2 separate regions of the Homo sapiens genome follow, and region 1 is linked to region 2. A link is a loop called in an ENCODE intact Hi-C map of the cell type or tissue named here. Cell type or tissue: Calu3. All regions are shown on one strand. Each heading gives the region's core, and the rest is flanking DNA. Links, peaks and the distances in the headings are about the cores only. Region 1 overlaps APPL2 (adaptor protein, phosphotyrosine interacting with PH domain and leucine zipper 2). Region 2 overlaps C12orf75-AS1 (C12orf75 antisense RNA 1).

Region 1 (9,430 bases), core at 409-8,408, 100 kb after region 2:
GGCAAGTTTTCTAGGCTGCCCACATCAGTGGTAGGAGGATAGTGGTAGAAAACCGCTGTGTAGCCAGAGATTAGAGGAATAAACAAGAGGAGAGGAAAATGAGCAGTACGGGCTGGTGAAAATGGCACAAAACAGGCCTCCCAGGGCATCGCAGCTCTTGAAGAGCAGTGTTTCCTCTGGTTTTCTGGGATACTTGGGTTTAGCTGTGCTTCTGTTACCATCCATCATTGCCAGCGAGTGTTCTAAGCCTGGTGGAATCTGACCTTGTCATATGCTGCTTCAGTCCCCACTGTGCTTCCAGTATGTGTGAGCCTGGGCCCCGGGGGCCTGCACACCTTCCCACTGCCTCATTCCCAGCCTGATATCACCTCCAAGCGCACAGCTCTTGCCCCAGCCACGCTCCACTTCAGAGCTGTTCAGACAGGCAGTGCATTTCTTCCACGTGTTGGCGCCTCCTGGAAAGCTCGTCCCCATGGCTGACTCCTAGTTTGTCTTCAGAACATCTGTTCCCTGGAGACTGTCTGTCAGAGCCTCCCAACACAGCCAGTATTTTTCTTTTGCAGTTCTCATCACACTTGTAACTATTTTTTTGATGCGTGCTTCCCTGAAAAGCCCCATGAGGACAGGGACTGTGCCCTTGTTGAATGTCTGGCACATTATAATTGCTCACTACATTTCTTTATGGACTGACTGACCAGAAGGAGCAGTCATTTGTAAAGGGTTAAAAAATAAAATAGCAAGCTTTAACCTTTTGATTTGTTTTGGTATTGTTTTCCAAATGTCTGAACAAAACATTTTATTATTTGACAGGCACACACATATGCTTTCTTCTTCTTTTTTCTTTTAGCTCCATATGGTGGAAAGGGATTTTTTTTTCTTTTATAATTTTTTTTTAGAGACAAGGTCTCACTCTGTCACCCAGGCTAGAATGCAGTGGCACAATGATGGCTTACTGCAGCCTCAACCTCCTGGGCTTAAGGGGTCCTCCCATCTTAGCCTCCTGAATAGCTGGGACTACAGGTGCATGCCATCCTGCCTGGATAATTAAAAATGTTTTTATTTTGCAGAGATGGAGTTTTGCTGTGTTGCCTAGTCTGGTCTCAAACTCCTGGTCTCAAGTGATCTTCCTGCCTCAATCTCCCAAAGTACTAGGATTATAGGTGTGCACCACTGGACCCAGCCAATATTACTTTTTAAGGGATTCTCAGAGATGGCATTTTTCAGTGACTATGTATACATTGGACTAATCTTACTTGCTTTTTCTCTTCTCTCCACAGAATGAGATGTGCCTGGCCACACAACAGCTTTCTAAGCAACTGCTGGCATATGAAAAACAGGTAACTTGGTATTTATGTGGCCTGTGATGCTGCTGTGTTCAGGACTTTCTTAAGTGGAATTATCCAGAGGCATCCTTAGAGACCTAAATTATTTGTTTCATTTTCTTCATAGTTTTTTTGTCCTGTCTTTTCCCTTCCACTGATGTATTGAAATCAGTGATTATCCCAAAGTCTTTATGAGGTATTCTAATTAGCCTCTAGAAGTAATTAACTGCCATTGAGGGTTCCAAGTCTCCAAGGAACTACAAGTGAATCAACATTAGCAATTCCAGGAAATAAACACTCAAATAAAGTCAAAAAATATGTTTGACAGAAAGGAATGGCCAGGGAGGGTCAGATGAGTGCACCCTGGGGGCAGGACAAAGGGGATAGCTGTGACTCCCTCTTCAGGTAGACACTTCTGATAGGACGTGCTCTTGGAGAAGAAAGGACGTCGGTGTGGAGGGTCGTGTTCTGCAGGTGATGCTTCGTGCTGAATTCCCCAGTATTCACTTAACACCTGCTTCTTTTATTCTTTGGTCTTAGAACTTTGCTCTTGGCAAAGGTGATGAAGAAGTAATTTCAACACTCCACTATTTTTCCAAAGTGGTGGATGAGGTAAGATAGCAACATAGAAAATTTGTATTTGATTCTTTCTCGAACTTTCTTTTGTTGTTATTTTGGCCCACTTTCCATTTTTAAATTTCTACTTAAATATCTGAGAAGGTATCTCAACTTCTTGATCTTACAAAGCTCCTTTCCTAGGAGAGGTTATACACTAACTATTAATGTTTGTTTCTGGTTTGAGGGGAATGGCTTCGATATATATGAAGAATAGACCAAAAGAAAGATTTCTGAGAATTCGGTTTCTAAAGGAGAGTATATTAGTTTCTCAGATTGCCATAGTAAATTACCATGAATATGTAGCTTCAAACAACAGAACTTTATTCCCTCCCAGTGTGCTGTAGGCCAGAAGGCTGAAGTCAAGGTGCTGGCAGGGCCACACTGCTTCCGTTGGCTCCGGGGAGAATCCTCGTGCATCTTTTGGTGGCTCCAGGTGTTCCTTGGCTGTGGCAGCATCACTCCAGTCTGGCTTTACATCCCCTCTACCCCCCATGTTTTTCCTCTTCTGTGTCTTCTCTTTTTATACAGGCACTTGGCATTGGATTTAGTGACAATCCAGGATGATCTCATTTCAGGATCCTTCATTACATCTGCAAAGACTCTTTTTTTCAAATATTCACATGTTCTGGGTGGTCATATCTTTTAGGGGAGGGTCACAGTTCAACCCACTACAAAGGGTTTATTTTTATATTTTTTTCTCATTTTTTAATTTTGTAGGGATGGCCTCTTGCTTTGTTGCCCAGGCTGGCCTCAAACTGTGGCCTCAAAGGATCCTCCTGTCTAAGCCTCCCAAAGTGCTGGGGTTACAGACATGGGCCACCATGCCTAGCTTACTACAAAGGGTTTAATACAACTGTTCTTATAGCTATATTTTACAGTACATTTGGAATATTTGTAAAAAACGAAACCAGGTATTATAGGAAAAGTGCATAAATTCTAATTGTAAAAAACATAAGAGCTCAGATGCTACTAGTGCTGGACAGAACTCTGCAAAATTAGGTAGATATAAATAGTTCCATCTTTTTTTGTTGTTTATAAGACGGAGTCTCGCTCTGTTTCCCAGGCTGGAGTGCAGTGGCGCAATCTCGGCTCACTGCAAGCTCCACCTCCCGGGTTCACACCATTCTCCTGGCTCAGCCTCCCGAGTAGCTGGGACTACGCCCGGCTAATTTTTTGTATTTTTAGTAGGGTTTCACCCTACTAAAAATCTTGGCCAGGATGGTCTCGGTCTTCTGACCTTGTGATCCGCCCACCTCGGCATCCCAAAGTGCTGAGATTACAGGCATGAGCCACCGCGCCTGGCCAAATAGTTCCATCTTTTAAGGAGTTTGAATACTCAAAAAATCATGATAAAGAATAAACATAAAGGAGTGTGCAGATGCCATTTAACTGACCAGTTATTGATCTGCAGTAGATACTGTCTTCAGTTTACAAAATGAGAAACTAACATTCATATAAAACTGTACTGATTGCATTTTCGTTTATTCAACAAACCAGTTCAACAAGCCATTATTTATTCAACAAACATTTATTGATGACCTCCTATTTAGCAGACGCTGTTCTAGGCACGGGGGATGTAAAAGTGAACACGTCATATGATTTTTATTGGGCTTTGTCCTCTACCCTACTAAACAGTAGGAAAAAGACAAACTCATTCTCTTTCTATACTTTCAGCACTCAGCACACTTTGGTCACCAAAATGTGTGGGTTTTCCCCACATCAAGCAATTCTGTGACACTAACTGGCTGTCCTACAATTTAACTCAATTCTGACATATCTACCTGGAGATAGCCTCAGATCCCACAAGTTAAGGGCATGATCCCGCCAGACTACCCCCTCCCCCACACTTCAGATGCCAATTGCAAGTCTAGGCCTCTGGTACTTCTGACAAACGAGCTATAAACTAGGGGTTCCTGCAACATCCCCCTGGGATTTGATTATTTTCTAGAATGGCCCACAAATCAGGGAAACACTTAAATTTACCTTTATTATAAAGGATATTACAGAGGACACAGATGAACAGCCAGATTAAGTGATACATAGGGCAAGGTACAGGGGAGGCGGCGTGGAACTTCCGTGCCCTCTCTGGGGACGTCACCCCTCTGGGCTCTGCCAGGTGTTTTAATGACCTGGAAGCTCTCCAAACCCTGCAGTTCAGGTATTTTTATTGGCAGCTTCATCACATAGATGTGATCAACCTCCAGCTCTCTCCCGTTCCTGGAAGATGGGGGCGGGGCTAAAAGCTCCAAGCTCATAATCGTGGTTTGGTGTTTCTGGTGACCAGCCCCTATCCTGGAGGCCACCAGGAGTTGCCTCATCAGAACAAAAGACACTCCCATCATCCAGGAAATTCCAAAGGATTAGGATCTCTGTGTCAGAAACTGGGGTCAAAGACCAAGTATTATAACAAAATATGCTCCTAGCACTTCTATTGATGAGGAAATTACAAGGGTTTTCAGAGCTCTATGCCAAGAACTGGGGGCAAAGACCAAATACATATTTTTTATTATATCATGATATCACATGCACTGCGTGGCTCTCTCTCAGATGTGTTGAAATGGATAAAAGATACATAGAAGATGTGATTATAGAGGAGCAAAAGTGATTTTTGGAAGGTTGGGGAAGAGTTTTCCTTAATGAACAGTAGAAAGATAACCCAGGGCGAGAAGCAATAGACTACACTCCTGAGTCACATGTTTGCTTGAGAAGAGAGTTGCTAAGGAAACGCGGTTAGTTGTCGAAACCCCAGAAGCAAGATTTCCAGTTTAAAATATTTACTTACAACCACGTTGTCATGGGCAGGAATGATGATTGTTTTAGTAGGGAGTGAATAGTTCCCAAAGGATGGAAGTATGGTTTTTATTTTTTTATTTTTTGAGACAGAGTTTTGCTCTTATTGCCCAGGCTGGAGTGCAATGGCACGATCTTGGCTCACCGCAACCTCTGCCTCCCGGGTTTAAGCAACTCTCCTGCCTCAGCCTTTCCAAGCAGCTGGGATTACAGGCATGCACCACCACGCCCGGCCAATTTTGTATTTTTAGTAGAGACGGGGTTTCTCCATGTTGGTCAGGCTGGTCTTGAACTCCTGACGTCAGTGATCTGCCCGCCTCAGCCTCCCAAAGTGCTGAGATTACAGGTGTGAGCCACCACGCCCAGCCAGAAGTGTGGTTGTTACAGGTAGTATCATGGCACCCTGGAAGAGTTAGCTCTGCAAGGAGTTTTCAAACAAACCTTTTGATGTAAAGACCCAGAAAGTGATAGCAGTTAGCCCAGGTGGGGCCTAAATCTGGGAAGAGGGGAGTAGCTGTTCTCTCTACCTGGGCCTAAACCAGGTTGAAAAAATTTTAAGGCAAGTTATTTGACTCAGAAATTACAGGAAAGTTCAACAAAAAGTAGAAATTTATGTGGCTTACACCTGATAGAATGCGTTGGAATGAGATCTTCCATGTTATAAGTCACACAGAGATTTCCACGCATGGTGATTTCCCTAAAAGCAGAGTTTCTGGACCACTTCTTTTGAGTGCACCTGAGACAGGATGTCATTGTCATTAGAGTCCACTGATTGAAGACCGAGCATATATGCCAGGCACTCTGCTCTGAGTGTGTCCTGTTCATGTCACTGTCTTGTCCTCACATGCCTTAGCCATGCAAGGAAGATGCTGTTGTCCCCATTTTCTATATGGTGATGCTAAAGTTGTGAGAGGTGATGCATTCCCCTTCCATTCTCCTGAGTGAAGGTGCTCTGGTTAGCAGTGATTATCCTGTACAACTCACAGCTCAAAAGCCCCATGTTAAAAGCTGATGACATAACCCCCTTAATTCTTGGGGAGAAAATGAGTAGCTGGGAAATGTACCATTTCTGTAGTGCATAACCATTGGAAAGACACTTAATCTTTCTGAGTTTTGGTTTCTCCATCTTATATGGCATCAGCAAGGCCCACTTAATTGGGCTATTATATTGATTGAATTAAATAATGTCTCTCAAAGCGTCAAGCACAGAGCCTGTTAACTGTTAATGAAAAACAGTACCTTTCTTATAGAAGTTATTCTGGAAAAGTAGTCATCACATTCTGTTCTGAAGGCATTTACTGGCATGGCTGTCTTCCTGTGTTACCCTCAAATACAGCTGCCATGCTTTGACTTGGTTGAGCGATAGGGAAAGTGTTAGCAGTTTGCCCCGGTGCTTCCTTGCCTGGCAAATGGTTGACCTTAGGCAAGTCTTTAAGCTTGTAAGAGTGGCCTCTGAAGCCACAGCCTCGAAGGACCAGATCTGTTGGGAGATGCGTGTGCAGAAGGTTGATGAATATGCGTGACTGCCAGCACTGCTAAAAGAAACTTTGCCACATGTTGAATCCAAAAGTGATTGCTGGGTGATTTCCCCTTAGTCACCCAGCAGGAATCCCAAAATATCTGGAAGTCTGTGGTCTAGTGGGAAGATCCCTTCCACTGTATTCATTGCCAACGTCTAGATTCCCAAACGTGAGCATAAAGGACAAATTCTGTATCCCAGGCTATGTAGTGGAAAGTAAACGAATCTTAGATCTCACCAGCCCCAGATTAAAAGCCCAGCTATGCTGTTTATTTGCCCTCTGGATTTGGAGAGCTATTTGCATGTCTGTAAAGTGGTGATGATAAATAATACCTAACTCACAGAATGGGTGAGAACTACTTAGTATTGAGCGTATAAAGCTGGCATGCAAAAAGTACTCAAAAATGCACTGATAGGGATAATTTTTATTTCTCCTAGATAATTTACAAAGATAGAATTTACTCAGTCCTTGAGGTAGAAGGGGAGAAAGAGTCAAGGGCTGTTAAAATCATCTGGTGAGGAGCATCACATCCAAATGCAGTTATCTTATTCTCAGGTCCTTTTCTAGACTAAAGGTCTGAAATCTGGCAGAGTTGTTTTGGTAGGAAGTATTCTTTTTTTTTTTTTTTTTTTTTGAGATGGAGTCTCGCTCTGTCACCCAGGCTGAACTGCAGTGGTGCGATCTCGGCTCACTGCAAGCTCCACCTCCCGGGTTCACACCATTCTCCTGCCTCAGCCTCCCACATAGCTGGGACTACAGGTGCCCGCCACCATGCTGGCTAATTTTTTGTATTTTTAGTAGAGACAGGATTTCACTGTGCTAGCAAGGATGGTCTCGATCTCCTGACCTCATGATCCGCCTGCCTCAGCCTCCCAAAGTGCTGGGATTACAGGCGTGAGCTACCACGCCTAGCCGTTAGGGAGTATTCTTTCTCCAGAGTCACTTCCAGGCCCATAGCTGGCCGTGGTTTTCAGGCGAGTAGGTTTCCAGCAGGCCCATCTTTCAGGCGTGGCTTCAGCCTCCCTGGAGAGTGAGAGAGTCGAGCAGCCTGGCGAGGTCCTGAGCCATGACAGCACTGACAGCTGGCTGTGTTCTCTGCAGGCACATCCAGGCATTAGGATTCTCCAGTGGGGTGGGGCCCAGAGTGGGAACACAGAAGAAGCAGAGTCTGCCCAGTGAACAGGGTAACTGTGGGCCCAGACACTCTGTTAGCAAGCTTCATTGGTGCCCTGGTCAGTTAGAACCTTGCATTTCATTTTTCATGCTTCTAGGCCAATATCATTTACTGCTTTATGAAGGGTACTTACTTGCTGAGGAAGTCTGCCTGAGCTCTGTGACCACACGGAAGTGTTCAGTGTGATTCCTTGGTGAAATGAGACTATGTCAATAATAATAATGTATTTAATTTACTTGAATACCATTCTCTTTCTTTCAGCTTAATCTTCTCCATACAGAGCTGGCTAAACAGTTGGCAGACACAATGGTTCTACCTATCATACAATTCCGAGAAAAGGATCTCACAGGTAAAGTAACTGAGTTCAATGCCAGTTACCTTCAAAATATTGTGTAATGCATTTCATAATAATTCTTACTGCATTTCTTTCAATGTGTGGATCGCTGAGAAATGCCTTTCTTTTTGAGCAGTTCAATTCAGTGAACTTTTACTGACTTCCCACTGTGTTCCCGGCTCACCTAAAGGAGATCACAGGCCAGTGAGAAGACAGGTGTGGAAACAGATCGTTGTAATGTCATTTGCTGAGGGTAGCAGGACAGAGACGCACAGGAGTAGAAACAGCACACAGAAAGGCGTGCTAGGGACGGCTTCCTGAAGAAGGTGATCTCTGAGCTGGGTTTTGAAAAATGACATTAAGGCTGTGTTCCAGATTAGGGGACATTTGTAAAGTCATGCTGTTCTTGGGGGAACCGTGAATGCTTTGGAATGGAAAGCGGGGTTTGGAGAAAGGGGAAGACGGGATAGGAACCATGCATTCTCTGTGCTAGACTCTGGGGATGCAGCTGTGAACGATGGATGGGGACTGCTCTTATGGAACTACCAGTTAGTGAGTAAGGGAATCTGTGAGTCAGTCAGAAAACTTAGTTGTCCTTTTGGACTAATTTTGGTTCTTCAACTAAAATAAAGCGTTAGGACAATTTTATATTTCTTAGAAATCAAAGTAGTCACAAAATGCACATAAAAAAGCGTGAATAATCTTGAAAAAACTTCGCTGATGTTAGAAAAGGGACTCCACATTTTCTAGTCCTATTGTCTCTTCATTGGAAGTATTTATTACTTAGAGTTTAAGAATTACATTTTCTAGAACACTGATATAAACAAGTTGCTGGCCCCAAAAAAGCCTAAACCTGAATGCTAAAAGATCTGGTCAGTATATTACTTACTCTTTAAAAATATATCACTTTAAGCTTTTTTTGCGGCGGGGGTTGGGGCGGAGAAGGTTGCAGTAAATCTAAAGACAAGTCTTAAAGGTAAAGATTGGCCGGGCACAGTGGCTCACGCCTGTAATCCCAGCACTTTGGGAGGCTGAGGCGGGCGGATCACTAGGTCAGGAGATCGAGACCATCCTGGCTAACACGGCGAAACCTCGTCTCTACTAAAACTATAAAAAATTAGCCGGGCATGGTGGCGCATGCCTGTAGTCCCAGCTACTCGGGAGGCTGAGGCAGGAGAATCGCTTGAACCCGGGAGGTGGAGGTTGCAGTGAGCCGAGATCGCGCCACTGCATTTCAGCCCAGGCGACAGAGCGAGACTCCGTCTCAAAAAAAAAAAAGGGTGAAGATTTTCCTCCCTTGCTTTGAGATCCCCTGTGTTGGTGTCACCTGAGGCTAAGGAACAAGGATAGAACTGGCATAAACTCTACCTAAGGTCAGTTTGGCAGCACTAAAACTTAATAAATAAAAAATAACAAGTAATGCCTCCATTTGCTTGCATAAAGGGAAACCTTGATTAAACAAAGCAGGAATTTTAGTGCTTTTTAGTGTTGCTCATCTGTCATTGCATAGGAAGCTAAAACATGCTTGCCTCAGTCATCTGCTGATGATTGTGTCCTCACTGAATGCCTTAGTGGGTGCATTTTTTTGAAGGGTTTTCTCTAAATAAAATCATTAGAAGTGAACGGGATGTCATTTTAAAAACAAACTCCAAGTCTGTTTGAAAGAAAATAA
Region 2 (9,240 bases), core at 1-8,000:
ATGTCCACTGTCACTGTCATGTCAGATATTTTTCTCATCATTCTGAAGAGAGTAGCAAATGTCATTCTTCACTACAGGCAGAAAATTCTTCCACGTTTATATGAATGAATGAATGAACGAATGCTACATTCACCATTTAATATTATATTGTGGTTTGTTAGCGACATTGTAGCAGTATCTTACACACCATCTTAATACTTAGGAAGCACTATTTGTAAGGCAATGTGCTGGGTGCTACAGAATTTTTAAAGAAGAGTTAGATCTGATGAATGGCTTCAAGGAATCTCTAATGCAGTAAGGGAAAAATGACATGTATGACACAAGCAACCATAAAACAGTCTGTGATGAATGCATTAAGATGGTATTTTAGATACTGTTACAATATTGCTAGCAATCCATCCCAATATTCAGTAACTTATAATAACAAGCATTTATTCTCATGCTCACAGATCTGCAGGTGGATCAACTGTGGGTCAGTTCATCTGGGCTGGGCTTAGCTGGGTGGCTCTGCTTTGGACTGAGGTTGGCTGGGCTTGGATCCTAACTCTGAGTTGTTTGTCCTGGGACTGAAGAGGCAGTGGCTACGCAGGGCATGTGCTTCTCATAGTGGATCACCAGAATGCAAGATCCAAGCCAAACTGTGACAACATATTTAAGGCTCTTATTACATCTGCTAATGTTTCATCGACCAAAGCAAGTCACTTGGCCAAGCCTAACATCATTGGTTTAGGGAATTGTACTTTGTCCACAGTGGAAGAGGGAAAGGAATAAATATTGGTTGAACGATAATTCAAATTATCACAAACGAATACAAAGTGCTTTAAGTGCTTTAGGAAAGAGATTAGCAAACGATGGCCTACAGGCAAATTCGACCCACCATTTGTTTTTGAAAATAATGTTTTATTGGAAACCAGCCACATCTGCTCATTTACATACTATCTATTTCTGCTTCTATATTCCAGCAGCAGAGTTGAGTAGCTGCAACAGTCACTATATGGCCAACAAAACCAAAAATATTCACTATCTGTCCCTTTACAGAAAAGTTTGCTGATCCTGCTTAAGGAAATACAAGAAGGAAACAGTCTGACAACACAGAAGTTCCATATCCATACCCGTGCACGTGCACCCTAAGGACAGCCTACCCCCTGCTACTCTCCAGACCCTCTTCTAACACATTTAGCAGGGGAAAGAGACACACAAACATTTATTTTCCTGCTGACATGAATTATGTCATCCTGTCTTAAAAGACAAAAATGTCTCTAGCTAGTTTGGGGTTTTAATAACATAAGTGTCCTCCACTATGTATCAGCCGGGATACCTGGGATGCAAACAACAGAAACTGACTCTGGCTGATGTAACCAGGAAAGGGATTAACTATAAGGTTGTTGGGTGGTCCACAGACTTGATAGGAAGGTTGGGGAACCAGACCTGGGATGCCATGAAGAAGCCAGGGAGGTTGGGCAAAAGGAACACACAGCTAGCATGCACTGTGCCTGTCCCCTAGTGCCACACTACTGCCACTGCCTCTACCCCACACTGCTGCTGTCACAAACCCAACCCCACCTTCACTTAACCACGTGCCTCTCTCTCGAGGTTCAAAGTCCCAGAAGGAAAGGTCCAAGGTCAAATGCTGTATGGGGTCAGAGAGAGCTGCTGTCCTCCCTTTAGTTGACAGAGGGATGGAGGAGCTCTGCCTTCCATTGTGACCTAAACACTAACCCCAACCAATTTTTCCAGAAGTTGTAAGAAGCTTCATTTTCTGAGTAGTTTTAAAAGGCAGTTATCCAGTCTGATGTGTATAATATTTGATTTAAGAACATTGAATCCAATGCTTTTACTTGCAAGTGAGGAAAACAGAGGCCCAAAGAGGTCTGGCTCACAGTTCTTTTACAAGTTCTCAGAGCAAGAACTTAAACTCATGGCTTATTGTTTCTTGTCCAGCTCTCTAGATGGTTCTGCCCCTTTCATCCTGAAAGAGAGAACAGAGCAATGTCACTCCCTGCCTGTCCTCCTCCCTTGCAGATAATATGCTTCCTTTGGGAGAATGAGAGGTTGAGGTTTGTAGGTGGATCTTTTGGCCTCAAATAACCACCAGACTTGAGAGGCAGCTCTGGCCCTGGAAACCTAGAGAGCTGGCTGAGTGGTCCAGAGGAGCTGGCTGGGGAGGCAGGTACTTAGCGGGCAGCACCCACCATAGGTAAGAACAAAGGACAATCATGGTTTTCTCCTGGCTCTTGGCTGCAAGCACATCTACCTGGAGCTGAAGCCTATCCTCAGTGGCTGCCATGTTCCCCACCCAACCCCACGCTGATCCCTGGCTTCCAGGGCATTGAGACTTCTCTGGTTCCCTGGTTCCTTCCCTTTCTCCCTCAGGTCGGCCAAGAGCTGACTATAGTTTGTAAAAGAAACTTTACTAGGGAACCAGAAGACAACAGCACCCACAGCACTAAGCCTTCAGCATAGAGAAGGGTAAATTTACACAGCTCCTAGCTGACTAGACTAGATTACCAGGCACCAAAAAATGTCTGTTCCCAGGCAGAGGCCAATTTGCTCCTGCTCCTCCTCTGAAAGCCTCTCTGCTTGGCAGGAGTAGCTCAAACAGGAAGCCCAGCTCCTTCCACAGTCCTGATCCAGCAGATGGGCATGCCCGGGAGACTTCTTCCACGTCCCCCTCCTGCCTACGAATCCACTGACTCTTTGGATGAAATGTGGTATAAGCAAGGCAGAAATGGGTTGGCTTATGTAACTGAAAAGTACTGAAGCAAGGATGCCTTCAGTTGTGCTTGGACAAGATATGAAAGCCATCGGGACTTGGTTTCACTCCATTTCTGGGCTCAGCCTCACTCTCAGGTCCCATACGGCAGGCACCTCCTGGTAGCATCAGGCTCTCCACCTTGTGGTGGTAAGACAGCCACAGCAGCTCCTCGTGTGATCTTAAGTTCAAAGCCAACAGGCAAGACCATGCATCAGTTCCTGTAGTCCCTGCTAAATACCTGACAGGACTTCTGATTGAGCCCGATTTCCTTACATGCCTGTCCCTCAACCAGTCACTGAGGACGAGAGGATGTGGCAATATGGCCAGGCTTGCTCCATCAGCCTTCCAGCCAGACTTCCTGGACTAAGAGTGAGGCGGGGAAGAGCAGCATCCAAGCGAGCACCCTTTCCCTTTCTATGCCTTGCACTAAAGAGCGGCTTTCAGAATGTAAACTGACCAAGTCACCACCCCCTCCTTTTCCTTGGACTCTTCAATAGCTTCCCATTGCTTTTATGATACAAATACAAGTCTTTCACGGGGCCTACAAACCCCTGCTTGGTCTGACTTCTGTCTGCCTCTCCTACTTCTACTTCTTTCAGCTCCTACACTCCTTTTATCACCTTCTTTCAGCTCCTTGTACTGCGGGGCCCTCCCCACCACTGAGCCTTTGCATAAGCTGTTCCCTCTGCCTAGAACACCCTTCCCTCCCCTCATTGCCTAATTAATTTCTGCTTAGCCTTCAGGCTTTACTCAAGTGTTGCTTCTTCACAAAGCCTTGTTTCAACCTCCCTGATGAGGCTAAATTTCCCTATTAGAGAACCTGTTGATCCTCAAAGCAGTTGTCACAGTTGCACTTTCATGTTTGTATATGATTCTGAGATGTGCTTCTCTCTCTCCCTCTAGACTATCCCTCATTAGGGCAGAGATCAGGCCTGGTTTTGCTTCATTGTTGTTTGTCAACCTCAAATAATCAAAAGGGTCAGAATCTAGTTTGTTTGTTGATTTTTTTATTTTTAGAGACAGGATCTCACTCTGTCACCCAGGCTGGAGTGCAGTGGCACAATCATAATTCACTGCAGCCTCAAATTCCTGGGATCCTCCCACCATGTCAGCCTCCCAAGTAGCTAAGACTACAGGTGTATACCTCCATGCCTGGGCAATGTTTTTTTGGTTTTTTGGTTTTGTTTTTTTTTTTCCTTTTTTGTAGAGACAGAGGTCTCATTATGTTGTCCAGGTTGGTCTCAAATTCCTGGCCTCAAGTGATCCTCCCACCTCAGCCTCCTAAAGTGCCAGGATTGCGGGCATGAGCCACCATGCCTGGCCAGAAACTAGTTTGAAGAGAGTTGAATTCAAGTGCAAAAGTTGAAGATGGCCACTTGGGAAGCACAGATTCCAAAGAATGGAAGTCAGTGTTCTGAAGTGTAGAAGTTTGGGATTGTTTACATAGACAAGGTTTAGGGAAGCTTAGCAGAATTTCAACATTTTTCTACAAGAGGCCGAATGCAGAGTTACAATGATCTGATTAGTCGAGGTGGTCTTTTCCTTTCAGGAAAGGTACATTTAACATTCCACACTGAAGATGTAACAGTCATGGACTCTTTTGTACCATCTGGTCTGAGTTACGTACAAGACAAAAATGGAAGGGCTTAATCTACAACAAAGATCAGTGATTGGAAGGGAAGGAATTCTGGTCTCTGGTCTCTTCTAATCATTTACAGAACAAGAACAATGCAGAAGAGAGTTAATCTATAATCTAAGAAGCGTAAGTTGCAAACATGCTACATGACTCAGTTTCCAGGGTTTAACTTCCCCCTTGGCAAAATACATTTAAACGGTCCTGAAAATTTCTTTTCTTTTGCAATTACAGCACCTTCATTGTCTAAGTGTATTGACAATTCATGGAGATCAGTCAAACCTTTATACTAGGATCTCAAAAATGTGGCTAACACAGCCAGAATGTCAATATCATGTCTAAGTTTAGCTGCTAATTGACCTATCAAATGGCCTTGTTGCCATGACTAACTAAACAATATACATGAATGGTTAAGATTAAATTGCTTGGAAAAGAGGGAGGGAACTGGAAGGTGAAAAGGAGACATTTAATCATTATCTAAAGCAAAAGGAATTTGGACTCCTGCACCTGGAACCTGGACTCAAAAGAGATTTCTAAAGGAAGTGATTTTCAAATCCAGGACCCTTTAGTAGAGAAGAATCTGCCAGGCTTCAGAGAGATAATGAGGACATCATTTTCTGATTTTAAATGCTACAACAGATGTTTTTTTAAAAAAAAAAAAGATTAATTAAACTACTACAGTGTTTTGTAGCTTGAAGATCTTGCGGTGTGATTTCAGATAGTGTCTCAGGCTGGAAATGTCCTAGATTGAGGCTGCATTCTGAATTCCCATTTCTTGCAGATTCAATCCACCCACCTTGAGTTTCTCCAGCTTCACCCACAACTGGCTGCTGCTAACCCCACCATGAATCAGACTTCTCCCTGTGTTTAATTTGCAGAAATTTCATTTTCTAAATGCCTTAGTGATGACCCTGGTGAACACTCGCATTCTGTTTTAAGATAGAACAGGGCAGGAAATTGGAGGCTTATGACTTTGGAGCCAGACAGACATGGAGTCAACTCCCTACCCTGCCATTTATAGCTAAATAACCTAAAGCCTCCTAACCTCTTTAAGCCCAGGGATGGACATAGTCTATATAGCAGACAGAACACAGACTCTGCGCTACAGTGCCTGGGTCCAAATCCTAACTTCACTTAAGCCCAGGGGATAGAGAGTCTATACAGCAAACAGAACGCAGACTCCAGCTGTGGTGCCTGGGTCCAAATCCTAACTTCACCACCACTTACAAGCAAGTTACTTAATCACTGTGTATCTGTTTCTATCTTTTCTTTTTTCTTTTCTTTACTCCTTTCTTTCTTTTTTTTCTTTCTTTCCTTTCTTTTTTCTTCCTTCCCTCCTTCCTTCCTTTCTCTCTCCTTCTTTCTCTTTCCCTTGCTCTCCTTCCTCCCTTTCTTCTTTCCTTCCTTCTTTCCTCTCTCTCTTTCTACTTCCTTTCTCCTTCCTTCCCTTTCTTTCTTCCTTTCTTCCTTTCTTCCTTTCTTTTCTTTCCCTCACAGGGTCTTCCTATGTTGCCCAGGCTGCAGTGTGTTCAGCTCACTGCAGCCTCAACCTCCTGGGCTCAAGCCATCCTCCCACCTCAGTCTCCTGAGGAGCTGGGACTACAGGCATGCACCACCACACCTAGCTAATTTTTGTGTTTTTTGTATAGATGGAGGTCTCACTATATTGCCCAGGCTGGTCTCAAACTCCTGGGCTCAAGCGATCCTCCCACCTCGACCTTCCCAAATGCTGGGATTATAGATGAAAGCCACTGCTCCCAGCCTCTCAGTTTCTTTATTTGTAAAAAAGAAAAAGAATAATGTGTTCATCCCTCAGTATTTGCAAGGAATTGGTTGCAGGAACCACCCCCAACCATTCCCCATGTACCTAAATCCACACACACTCAAGTCCCACAGTCTGCCCTGCAGAATCTGCTTATATGAGTTTTGCATCCCTTGAATACTGTATTTTCCACTGGGGCTGGGTCAAAAAAAATCCACATATCAGTGGACCTGAGCAGTTCAAGCCTCTGTTGTTCAGGATCATAAAAGGGTTCATATGAGAATTAAATGGGTTAATATAAGCAAATCACTTCAGTGTCAAGCACGTTAGGCACCAGGTGACAGTTTTAGTATAGTAGTAGTCATGTTATTGTCATTATCATCTAAGTTTTGTATGGGAATTAAATGAGATCATAAAGCACATCACAAACAGTAAGGATTAAATCAATGGTAGTAATTACATACTCACAACTTCAGAAAATATGAAAGCAGAGGATGCTTATTCTTATTTATTTAACAATAAATATTTTTAGTGAGTCATTATAAAATGCTGGATTCTGTGCCAGCTGCCAACCATAGGGAAGTGCAGACAGGAGCCCAATCCTCAACAGACCCTCAGGCTGGCCGGGAAACAAATGTGCCCTAAGATGTGTCAGGCTCTGTGATCCAGGTTTATGTCAGCTTCAACGGAGGCCCATGGGACGGGTAGGTGGCCAGGCCGTGAAGATCATGGAGGGCTCCCTAAAGGAAGTGACGCTTGAGCTGAATCTTTAAATATGAGTAGTGCTAGTCAGATGAAGACAACAAGGAAGGCATTCAGGAGAGGAAGCAACCACACCCCACACTGATGCCAAGTGCTCTTTCTGTCTTAACATGTCTGATCACATCATTCTACTTTATGTCCAATCTCGGCTTCCCAAGAAGATAAAGGCGAGGCTTTCCAGCAGACATTCAAAGCCTTGTCCCAACCCAACCCTAACCTCTGGCCTTGTCCCCACCTGACCCATCTCCAGCCACTCCTTGTCATGAGCACTGTGTTCTAAGCTCACCACATGGACTCCCACCACCATACCTTTGCTCATGCAGGTGCTCCTGCCAGGCATGTTTTCATCCCCTCCTCCACCCAGCACGTTCATACTCCACCTTCAAGGCCCATCAAGTGCTGCCTTTTAAACAAGGCTTCTATATGCCTGAGAAGAATTAATTCCTATTCCCTCCATACCTTAGGCACATTCCTTACCACATTGTATCATTATATCTTGTTTAGATCCCTCTGTATCCCACCAACTAAAATATAAACTCCACAAGATCAGGGTTTTATTTGACTTTGCATTCCCAGAGCTCAGTCAAACACGTGGTAAGCATGGGTAACCTCCCATCGACTTCAGCTATTATTTCTCTGATGGATGCTGAGCAAATGTTCATTGAGTCAGGAAGTCAGTACAAGTAGAACTTGTTTGAGGAAGGAGTCAATAAACCAGATCAGAGATTGTTCAAAGCAATTTTGTGCAGCATTTCCTGACTTTCTCTCTCCTTAGTTTCCTGAATACAGGCTTTTGAAATGTACAGCCAATAAGAAAAAAGTAATTGGAACAAATTACTTTGTTCCAATTGGAGTCCCACATCCCCTTGAAACACATAGTTCTGGTATATGGGCTTCTCTTGCCATCCAGTGAGCACTCATTGGCTATTAGAGATTGTGACCTAGATTTCCCTGCACAATAAATCAGAAGCAATTTCTACCTATTGGCATGGAATGAAATTCTTATTCTCCATAGCTTGCCAGGGACATACATGAGATCAATTTGGGCTCTGCTACTAGAAGTGGGGACTTGGCCCTCAGCTCCCCACAGTGAATGGTGCTAAGAGCTTCTTCAGTGTCACTAGGAATGAACCACACCTTCTAGGAGAAGGCCTATGACAGCAAAAGTAGGATAAGGCCAAGCAATAGCTCTATATTACAAAGCCCCAGGGACACCATTCAGATTTTATTTTACATATGTGCCACCCCGGGAGTACGTGGAGTACAATGAAAATGTACCCCTTGGACTTATGAAACACAGAAACACTGGTCTGGTGAAACTGGTTCAGTAGTTCTCAGCTTTTACTAAGCATCAGAATTAGATGAGTTTCTTAATAAAAGTGCATTCCTAGGCCTCAGCCTCAGAGAGTCACATTTAGTAACTTTGATATGAGCCTACAAATCTGAATCTTAAATTAGGACACCCACAGGTGATACAGATGCAAGTCTCCTTGGGATCATTTGCTGATCAACATTGACCTAGCAAGTACATTGTTATAGGAACACTATGATATCGGGGGAACCAGCCCCCGATAATTCAACATAGGTTCTTTTCTATTTTCCCTAAGTGTCGGCCAGTCTGAGAAGTAAAGGGAAAGAGTATAAAAGAGAGAAATTTTAAAGCTGGGTGTCCAGGGGAGACATCACATGTCAGCAGGTTCTGTGATGCCCCCCAAGCCACAAAACCAGCAAGTTTTTATTAGTGATTTTCAAAGGGGAGGGAGTGTACAAATAGGGAATGGGTCACAGAGATCTCATGCTTCACAAGGCAATAAAATGTCACAAGGCAAATGGGGGCAGAGAGATCACAGGACTGGGGCGAAATTAAAATTGCTAATGAAGTTTCGGGCATGCATTGTCATTGATAACATCTTATCAGGAGACAGGGTTTGAGAGCAGACAACCAGTCTGACTAAAATTTACTAGGCAGGAATTTCCTCGTCCTAATAGGCCTGGGAGCGCTATGAGAGACCGGGGCTTATTTCATCCCTTATCTTCAACCGTATAAGACAGACATTCCTAGAGCAGCCATTTTAGAGACCGCCCACTAGGAACACATTCTTTTTCTCAGGGCTGTTCCTTGCTGAGAAAAAGAATTCAGTGATATTTCTCCTATTCGCTTTTGTAAGAAGAAAAATATGGCTCTGTTCTGCCTGGCTCTCAGGCAGTCATACCCAATGGTTATCTCCCTTGTTCCCTGAACATCACTGTTATCCTGTTCTTTTTTCAAGGTGCCCAGATTTCATATTGTTTAAACACACATGCTTTATGAACAATTTGTGCAGTTAA

Evidence for each region. Peaks named below come from ENCODE experiments on the same cell type or tissue, not always from the same donor. Only the 100,000 strongest peaks of a DNase experiment are listed, where the experiment ranks them.
Region 1: a loop joins it to region 2, with 7 times the contacts of the local background. A loop is called at or near these places in 2 of 110 quality-filtered maps.

The regions. Positions count from the first base shown.
Region 1 is chr12:105,209,573-105,219,002 of GRCh38, reverse strand. It overlaps APPL2 (adaptor protein, phosphotyrosine interacting with PH domain and leucine zipper 2), which reads left to right. Exons shown (of 21, transcript NM_018171.5): 3 at 1,278-1,337; 4 at 1,863-1,934; 5 at 7,686-7,773. Among named protein-coding and RNA genes, the nearest start is that of APPL2, 22 kb to the left of the region's middle. In Calu3, for the core only: no CTCF peak of the experiment used is centred there; DNase peaks (open chromatin) are centred at 4,132 and 4,642.
Region 2 is chr12:105,313,668-105,322,907 of GRCh38, reverse strand. The region is part of intron 1 of C12orf75-AS1 (C12orf75 antisense RNA 1); the gene reads left to right. Among named protein-coding and RNA genes, the nearest start is that of C12orf75-AS1, 8.7 kb to the left of the region's middle. In Calu3, for the core only: no CTCF peak of the experiment used is centred there; a DNase peak (open chromatin) is centred at 4,687.